Regions from separate parts of the Homo sapiens genome. Here region 2 is linked to region 1. The links are chromatin contacts, found by Hi-C or POLR2A ChIA-PET in ENCODE. All regions are on one chromosome and are shown on one strand. Each heading gives the region's core, a stretch centred on a gene start or an enhancer-like site at or near the end of the contact. The rest is flanking DNA. Distances are from core to core; before and after follow the strand shown. Region 1 overlaps CORO2B (coronin 2B). Region 2 overlaps CORO2B (coronin 2B).

Region 1 (4,482 bases), core at 526-3,025:
CAATGGGGAAACGCTCCTGATGCCATGTTGTAATATCAAAGGCAAAAGGTAGGAAATTGTCATATACAGTCATAGGGGAAAAAAAACAAACAAACAAGTGAAAGGAAAACACCCAATGCAAAGGGTGGTACCTTGGGAGGGTAGGGCAAAGTATGATTTCAAAATTTCATCTTTACACTTTTCTGATTTTTCAAATTTTCCAGAATGAACATGTATCATTTTTACAATCTGAAATAGACACTGTTATTTTTTAAAAATAAATACAAATGGATACAATGGAACAAGAGAATCATGGAGCGTGTTACTCCAGACTCTGCATTCTTCTTTTCCATCATCTCCAACATGCGTGTACATATAGAGAACTGGTTCCCACGAGTCATGCTCAGTGGCTCAGTGGTGGGGCGCATTTTCTCATGTTGATGAACTGAGGTTGGATTAGCTTAGCTGTTGTTCAGTACGTGAAATGTTTCCCAATTGTTTTGCTAACACAAACAAAGCTTTGTACAGAGTACTTCTTTCATTTTCCCCCTGGGATTCTTTCCTTGGCTGCGTCGAGGGTGTGGAATGGAAGGTGCTACCTGCCATCAGTTCTGGGTGTTAGTTCACATCTTTGTGAGTGGGAGTCAAGGGACAGTGAAGTGTCTAAGGTTCATTTCCACGCTGATGCTCTGTTTCTCTATGTGAATATTCTGGACTGGCCTGATGCCCTATTGGCCTCCCAAACCTGCCTCACAGAAACAGAAATTATTTGACTGGGCCTCAGAGTACCCTACTCTGCAAGGTGAGAAGCCATTTTAATAAGTGAAATCAACACATCAATGCCTTGGGAGTAACATATACTCAGGTATAGAAGCAGACATAGGATCTAGTCTGGGACTAGGTTTCTACAAATTTAAACGCGCAGGATGCTGGAGGAGGGGCTTTGTGATGGAAGGATGGGAGAACAGGAGGGGAGAGAGGATGTATGAGGGAGGGGATGTGAGCGAAAGAGCAAGGGGTCTGTTGTTCCTGGAACAAGGGGGTCTGGAGATCAGGGAGGAAGACAAGCCTGGGGCCAGGCAGCAAGGGGTCTTAGATGTTAAATTGGGGGGTATACAGGAAAAGGATGCATGCAGGGCCCAAGCCAGCCCCCAGCCCTTCACTAGGCCTTGAGGCAAGTGCAGCACTTCAGGGCAGGGAGTGGTTCAACCATTTGCTTTGTAAACGAGGCGAGGCGCTAGAGAACCTGTCTCGTCCTATGAAGTCCTAGCTCCTCTTCTGGGCGCATCCATTGACATTTAGTGAGGGCTGCTGACACTGGAACCAGAGGGCTGCAGGGTCCCTGAGGATAAGGCCCATTTCCCCGAGATCTCTGCATCGTTCAATGCCTACTACCTAAGAGGAGCTCAGCGATATTCACCTAGTTAATTCTGAATAACACATGGAATTGTCACCGCATCCATTTTCTCTCTATGCCTGAGTTTCTGGCCAGGTTTTATCAAGAGAAGGAGGGTGGGTAGAGGGGAGAGGCTGGTTGCACAATTACAGGGTCCCCTGGGGATGGGCTAGCTGGCCAATGTGGATGATTCATGCGGATTCCAGGTCAAGCTAGTGTACTGAACCAGACCGCTTCGTGCTCCCCTACCCCAGCCCACCCTGCCTGCCATCACAGTCAGTGACGCGGCTCACAGGCTGCTGTACAGCCCTCCAGTCCCAGGGCATGGGCTGACCCCAGCTCACCCCTGGAGAGCCAGAGCAACGGCCTTCCATCAGTAGCTTTCATGCCTTTGGTTAAGTCACAGGATGTCCTGGAAGAAGAATGGCAGTGAGGGAGCAGTGGGGAGGGGACAGCGGGCTCAGGCCTGGCAGTGGAAGGAGCTGGGAGACCAGCAGCAAAGAGGAGATGAAAACCCCATTTACTCCCCCAACTCCAAAAGAGATGTGGATTCGGGAGGGAAGGCCCCTGCCCTGGAGCTCAGACATTTCCCTTCCTTTTCCTCTCCACCCAAGTCTGGGACAGAGGCTCAATTCCTCACACCTAGATGCTTGATGTGGACCACAAACTGATGCCCTGCCCCAAAGCCTGCACAGCCACAGCCCTCTTCTTAAATACAGGCCCTGCTGGGAGAAATAAGATGGTCACTAACAGCCTGGTGTGACTCAGTTCACCAGATCCTCTTCTCCTTTGCTAGATAACGCTCAGACAGGGAACAATGAATGGGGCAGGACAAATTCTCTTGACAGCAAATGTGTCCCTTTCAGGTGACCATCCCCCCAACCACCACCACCACAATGCCCCATGCTCATGTTGCTCTTGTCACCTGCAATCCTTTTCCCTCTCCCTGCGTATCTGCCTAACCCAAATCCCAACCATCCCTGGAGGCCCAGTTCCAATGCTGCTCCTTCCTTCCTGGAACCCAGTGCACCGTGCAGGCACCCGGGGGCCCTGGCCTCAGCATTTCTCCAGTCATGTGGCTTCTAATTCCAAGTTGATTTCCTCTCTGCTGCACCTTGAGGATAGGGTCTGAGTTTGAGTGTTCATTCTCTTTCTGTCTCCTCTCTCTCTCTCTTCCTAGTACCCAGTGGGAGTTTTGGTAAGCACTTGTTGAACGGATGGATGGAGGCTGAAATAGCAAACACAGTGGAAGGGAATGATGATGCTGAGGATGAGAGTGCGGAATTTCAACTCCCCTCCTGGAGCCCCATAACTCTTCAAAGCCAGCTGTGGGAAGCCTGAGAAAGGGCATTCGGGAGTCTGGGCAGGGGAGGGGTGGAGAACAAAGCCATGAGGCTCCAACCATTCAGGATGCAGGAATGCTTGTTCATGGGGAGTTCCCTCCCTAGGAGAGGAGGAACTGGGAAGCAGAGGGGAGTATGTTCCCTGACCCACAGGTCTCTCATCATTCTCCAACAGATCCCTTCACTGCACAGAGCCAAGTCCTTGAAAAACAGAATGTCCCCCAACACACACACACGCACGCGTGCACACTCACACAGAGCAATACCAGGAAGTGGATGGGGGCTCCCTGAGGGAGAGGGCTGGGCTCCCAGCCAGTCAGTGGGTCAGCTTGGGCTGCCTGGCCTGGCCAGGGGAGTTGTCCTTCAGGCCGAAGTCCTCCAGGGGACCACAGTGTGGGGGAGGGAGAACTTGCCTTGCTGGCTTTTCTCCCAGGAGGCCTGGAAACTGTAACCACCAATGTTCGGGTCTGGGCTGGCCATGCGCAGCCAGCCACAGGAGGCCAAGCCCTGATCATGCCACCCTGGGCCCCTGCCTAGCTCTTCACAAAGGATGCCTGTGGGCCTGCAGTGGCCGTGCTCAGGCCCCCCATGTCTGGTTTGGGTTGCCTAAGTGCAAGGGAAGGAAACCTTGCCCCAGAGGTAGGTAGCAGGAAAGGTGGGATATGTTCTTTCACGTTGGTGGCATTTCACCAGTGTCAAAGGACATACGCCTCTGCAAAGCTGTGGTCTGGCAGCTGCAGCTGAGCCCATGTAGACCCCCTCACTCCCATTCACTCCCAAGGCCCTGTTTCATGAGGTGCTATGCCCAAGGGCATGTGATTTTGACAAGAAGATGATAAAGGCCCTGGGGTCTTGTCACATGGCATCTGTTCCTGGAGTCCTGGTCTGACCTCTCTTAGAAAGGAGTGAAAAATGAGAGCTAAGAGGGCATCTTTTTTTTTTTTTTTTTTGAGATAGGGTCTCACTCTGTCACCCAGGCTGGAGTGTAGTAACACAATCTTAGCTCACTGCAACCTCAAATTTCTGGGCTCAAGCAATCCTCTCACCTCAGCGTCCCAAGTAGCTGGGACCACAAGCACGCATCACTGCACCTGGCTGATTTTTAAATTTTTTGTAGAGATGGGTTCTCGCTATGTCACCCAGGCTGGTCTCAAACTCCTGGCTTCAAGAGATCCTGCCACCTCGGTCTCCTGAAGTGTTGGGATCACAGGCATGAGCCACCGTGCCTGGCCCAAAGAAGCTCTTTACAAAAAAGACTTTGAGGCAGGTTCCATGTCCTCTCCAGTGGAATCTGGGTGTGGAAGTGACCCTATGTGACTTCTGAGGCTAGGTCATAAGGGATCTTACATTCTTCCTTGTTTGTTGGAACACTTGCTCCTGGAGCCCCAAGTCATCATGTAAAATATCTGACTACTCTGAGGCGGCCATGCCATGAGGAAGCTCAAGCCATGTGGAGACACCATGTGTAGATGCTCCAGTCAACAGTCCCAGCCCAGTCCAGCCTTCAAGTCATCCCAGTCCAGGCACCAAACATGAGTGTGAAGGCACTTCCAGATGATTCTCAGATGTCACCCTAGTCATTTAGGTCTTCCTAGCAGAGACCCCAGACATGGTGGAACAGAGACAAACTATCCCCTCTGTGCCTGGCCCACAAAATCCTTGAGGCCCCTTGCTAACCCCTCCACCTACTTCAAAAGCCCAATATCTATCTCGAGCTTGGTGAGCCAGGGAGAAAACCAGGGGAGACTCAAGATGTTTGGAGAA
Region 2 (4,554 bases), core at 1-2,500, 60 kb before region 1:
GATCCATCTACGGAAACTAATGATTCTAAATATTTTTGCTGGCTGGGCGCGATGGCTCATGCCTGTAATCCCAGCACTTTGAGAGGCTGAGGCAGGAGGATCACTTGAGCCCAGGATTTCAAGAGATCAGCCTAGACAACACAGTGAAACCCTGTCTCTACCAAAAAAAATTAAAAAATTAACCAGGCTTAGTGGTGCACACCTGAAGTCCCAGCTACTTGGGAGGCTGAGGTGGTAGGATAGCTTAAACCCAGCGGGTGGAGGTTGCAGTGAGCTAATATCACGCCACTGCACTCCAGCCTGGGCAACAAAGCCAGATCCTGTCTCAAAACAAAACAAACCACTAAGTACTTCTGCTTTGCCATCTTGATTCTGATCCAGACCTCTACTAGTTGGTTATCTATACATAATTTTTCAAAAATTTTTAAATTTTTCTTTATTTTTCCCCCCCTTTTTTTTTTCTGAGACAGAGTCTTGCTCTGTCACCCAGGCTAGAGTGCAGTGGCATGATCTTGGCTCACTGCAACCTCTGTCTCCTAGGTTCAAGCAATTCTCTTGCCTCAGCCTCCTGAGTAGCTGGGATTACAGGCATGCGCCATCATGCCTGGCTAATTTTTGTATTTTTAGTAGAGATAGGGTTTCACCATGTTGGCCAGGCTGGTCTCGAAGTCCTGACCTCAAGTGATCCACCCACCTTGGCCTCCTGAAGTGCTGGGATTATAGGCATGAGCCACCACACCCAGCCTTATTTATTTTTTCTTATTTGGTTTATTTCTCCAAGAAAAATATATTTATTTTATTAACAGGAAACTGTCAGGGGTTTCTTTGTTGAGCCCAAAACCCACCATTGGATTGATATTTTTAGAAAGTTGAATTTTTTTTTCCTGAAACTCACAGCTAACTCAGAGCCAGCATTGCCCATTGAGCTCAACGAAAGTGAGGCCAAAAGTCAAGGTCAGTCCCGGGAATAGATTGCTCTTCTTGGCTGTCCTAGCCCTGGCCCACTCATGCATTCACGCAAAGCATACTGCAATTTCAGTCAGAGAACACATCCCACCCACCAGGCTGGAAAACTGACCACACTCTTCACAGCCACTTCCCACCTTGGCCCTGGCCAGCAAGATTCCCTGTTCCCTTTAGGGAATCTGCCCAACTGCAGAGGTGCCAAGATGCCCGTGTGGATTTCACACACCCAGTTGTGTCCTGAGAGATAAAGGCTCCAAGTCGCCTTCACCTCAGCACAGTGAACAGGCCATGGTCTGGGCGTGAACAGGGCTCCCTGCTTCTCAAGGCCGAGTCCTGTCTCCGGCTTGCTTGCTTGCTTGCTTGCTTCCTTTCTTTCTTTTCTTTTCTTTCTTTCTTTTCTTTTTCTTTCTTCTTTCCTTTCTTTCTCTTTCCTTCCTTCCCTCCTTCCTTCCTTCCTTCCTTCTTTCTCTCTCTCTCTCTCTCTTTCTCTCTTTCTTTCTGATGGAGGAGTGCAGTGGTGTGGTCTTGGCTCACCGCAACCTCTGCCTCCCAGGTTCAAGCAATTCTGCTGCTTCAGCCTCCCGAGTAGTTGGGATTACAGGCACATGCCACCACGCCCAGCTAATTTTGTATTTTTAGTAGAGATGGGGTTTCTGCACGTTGGTCAGGCTAGTCTCGAACTCCTGACCTCAGGTGATCTACCCACCTCGGCCTCCCAAAGTGCTGGGATTACAGGCGTGAGCCACCATGCTCGGCCTGTCTTTGGCTTTCTATGGGGTGTGTTGTTACCATATTTCTTTGTTTAGCTCAAGTGAGAGCTAACCTTGAGCTTGAAACCCTCCAATGGCTTCCCACATCACCTAGAAGAAAATCCAAACTGGCGTGGTCTCCAAGGTTCTGGGTAGCCCAGCCCCTGACTACCATTGGCTTCCCACCCTGGGGCTCCCCGCCCTGGGCCTCAGCACATGCTATTCTCTCTTTCTAGGGCACTACTCTTCCGCATGCTCTTTACTTGACCGGCTCCATCCCATTCAAGTTTGCAGAGAGGTCCTTCGGACTGTCTTACCTAACATATCCATCACAAGTCTCTACGGCATCACTGTGTTGGATTTCTTCACAGCACCCATCACTGTCTGATGTAATCTTAACGACTGTTTGCGCCCTTGTTCATTGTTTGTCTCCTGACTGGCTCACACAACTCCTGAGAACAGGGACCTTGTCTGTGTTGTCTGCATGATCCAGAAGGTTCTTGGATCCCCTGTAGCGCCCCCCTCCCCAGCCCTGGGCCATGCCTGCAGGTTGCAAGTGTGAACACGTTGTGGGGCAGATGACCTAGGCCCTCTCGCTGACCGAGGCTCACTGTGTGTCAGGCATGGTGCTAAACTCTTAGCCAGCATCACTCTATTTTATTCCAGTTCCAGCACTTCCCAGCTGTGCGACTTTGTATAAGCTATACCTGTTTCCTCATCTGCAAGGTTGCTGAGTATTCAGTGGCACCAGGCGTCTCAAGAGCTTAGAACAGTCCCTGGCCCGTTGTACGTGTTCAACAGGTGTGGGTGATTACTGTCATCATGACAACCCTGCCAGGTGGGATTTATTATCTCTCGTTTACAAATAAGAAATCCAAGGCTTTCGGGAGTAATAACTCATCTAGCAAATGGCTGGGTCAGGACTACAGGTCCCGAAGCCCATGGTCTTCACTGCCCCATATTCTATTTCCAGAGATGGAAGTAACTGGTCTGAAGTCTCTTTCCTTTCCAGCAACTCCCTCCACTAAAACATAGAACTAGCTCTTTCAGCATTCCTCCACATCCCCCCGCCCATCTTCAGTGCACTCTCCCATCTCACAGATGGGGAAACTGAGGCTGAGAAGGGGGAGGTAGTGAATAGAGAGGCCCAGTGCAAACCTGGCTTATCCACAGGGCCTCACCCGTCCCACTCCTCACGCAGGGTTTTAAATCCAAAGCTTTGCCATCAGGCAGATGTGGGGCTTTGGCCAAGACTCATCTGCACCCTGGGCCTCAAAAGATTTCTCTGTCCGAAAAGATCCCTGTCCAGTATTTGGGCTGAACTCTGGCTGTTGGGAATGGAAAAACGAATGGGTGTGTTTCCCAGCCTCAAGGAGCCCATCGCCTAGAAGCAGGAACAGGTGTGAAAACAGACCACGATACCCCTGCCTCAAACATGGCAAGGACATGGCAGGAAGCGGAGAGTCTGTTGGCAAAGCAGAGGAAGAAGCAGGATGGCTCCAGGTGGCTTCCTGGAGGCGGTGCCCTGAGCTGTGCAGAGAGGAGCATGAAGAAGGGCAGGCAGGTAGAAGAGACCGGGGCTGGCTCAAGGTCTGGTGAGGGCAGGTGAGTCAGGAAGGGGCAGAGTGGGCCAAGCCATGGAGCCAGGGTGGGGCAGGACTTCATCCAGAAAGGGAGGCCTTAGGGGTTTTTAGAGTAGGGGTGGGGGAGCATGAGAGTGAAGGGAGATCAGGAGCGGGGAGCCTGGGGAGAGGGAAGCCTAGGGCCTGTTTGTCGAGGGTCTTCTTTGCTCCTCACCTGTGCTGCAGCTGAGCCACAGATCCTCTCACTGCCCAGGAAGGAGCCCAGAGCCAAATCTCACCCAAGGGCATGCGGCAGGTTTCTGGCAATGCCTAGATTTGGCTGGTCTACGGCCATACCACCCTGAACACGCTGATCTCGCTGAACCCAAATCTGCCTGACTACAAAACCGTGTATTTTTATCATTTTTGGGGACTCAGTGCAGTGATTGCAATAGTGTAGATAAGAAAGGACAACATCAAGGCCCTGTCCAGCACATGGGCTTAGAGAGGCACAAAACTCCCTTGGCCCCTTCCCTGCCCATCCCCCAACACAACACCCCAACCCCCAGTGCCCACAGCCGCCCTGCTTTCTCCACCCTCGCTCTCCAGGAAGAGCTCATTCAGGGGAGGAGGGAAGCACCTGCTCAGGCCACTTCTCTTTCTTTGTCTGGGGCTCTGCCAGGAGGAGCCAGCAGGGAAGGAGTAGTAGACAGAAAGAAAGAGAAAGGAAATTCCCGCCAGCTGTCAGGAAAGAATGGTGTCCTGGAAGGCCACTCACCCACTCCCTGGGTCCTGTGGAGTTCAGAACACTGGGGACTGGGGGAGGCCTTCATCCTTTGCCTCCTCTCATCTGAGAATCACCCTACCCACCTTATGTCCTAAATCTGGGCTCTTCCCTACTTCTGACACCTCGTGACACCTTGGAAAGGGAACTAGCTGCCTGGGGCCTCACTTTCAGTATTTGCATATCTGAGCATCATCTGTTGACTTGCCATGTGCCAGGTTTTATGTCCGCTACCCAGAATGTTCCCAAAGAATTATCTGTTCGAGCCTCTTCTCTACCTCAAACAAATAGGACACTCAGCTTTGAGAAGTACAGCAAGCTGTTAATACCATTAATCTAGGTGGTGTTCACTGCTAAATGATTTAAACTTTGCAGTATGTTTGAAAGTTTAATAATAAAATGCTGGGGGGAAAATATTTCTCAACCCAAAATATGTAAAAGGTAAATACCTGATGCATTGCCATCAAAGTTAGGAACAAGAGGTTGCTATGAT

The links. A loop is a pair of places that touch in the nucleus more often than their neighbours do. ChIA-PET counts read pairs that join two places held with the same protein, here RNA polymerase II (POLR2A). Pooled maps may share reads with other maps.
Region 2: a loop to region 1 is called in a map of endothelial cell of hepatic sinusoid, with 2.8 times the contacts of the local background. The contact joins two enhancer-like sites. A Hi-C loop is called at or near these places in 4 of 168 maps with a recorded cell type or tissue (chondrocyte, dorsolateral prefrontal cortex and endothelial cell of hepatic sinusoid) and 3 of 50 pooled maps. POLR2A ChIA-PET finds 5 or more read pairs at or near these places in 4 of 52 experiments (CD8-positive, alpha-beta memory T cell, Panc1 and WTC11).

Annotation. Positions count from the first base shown.
Region 1 is chr15:68,607,004-68,611,485 of GRCh38, reverse strand. All of the region lies in intron 1 of CORO2B (coronin 2B), which reads right to left. Among named protein-coding and RNA genes, the nearest start is that of CORO2B, 30 kb to the right of the region's middle. RefSeq lists an enhancer at 2,464-3,104. Within about 2 kb of position 1,775, at least 18 of the 41 ENCODE cell types and tissues checked have a DNase peak (open chromatin) inside an H3K27ac peak, as active enhancers do.
Region 2 is chr15:68,665,966-68,670,519 of GRCh38, reverse strand. The region is part of intron 2 of CORO2B (coronin 2B); the gene reads right to left. Among named protein-coding and RNA genes, the nearest start is that of CORO2B, 89 kb to the right of the region's middle. RefSeq lists an enhancer at 683-1,182 and a silencer at 3,796-4,090. Within about 2 kb of position 1,250, at least 2 of the 41 ENCODE cell types and tissues checked have a DNase peak (open chromatin) inside an H3K27ac peak, as active enhancers do.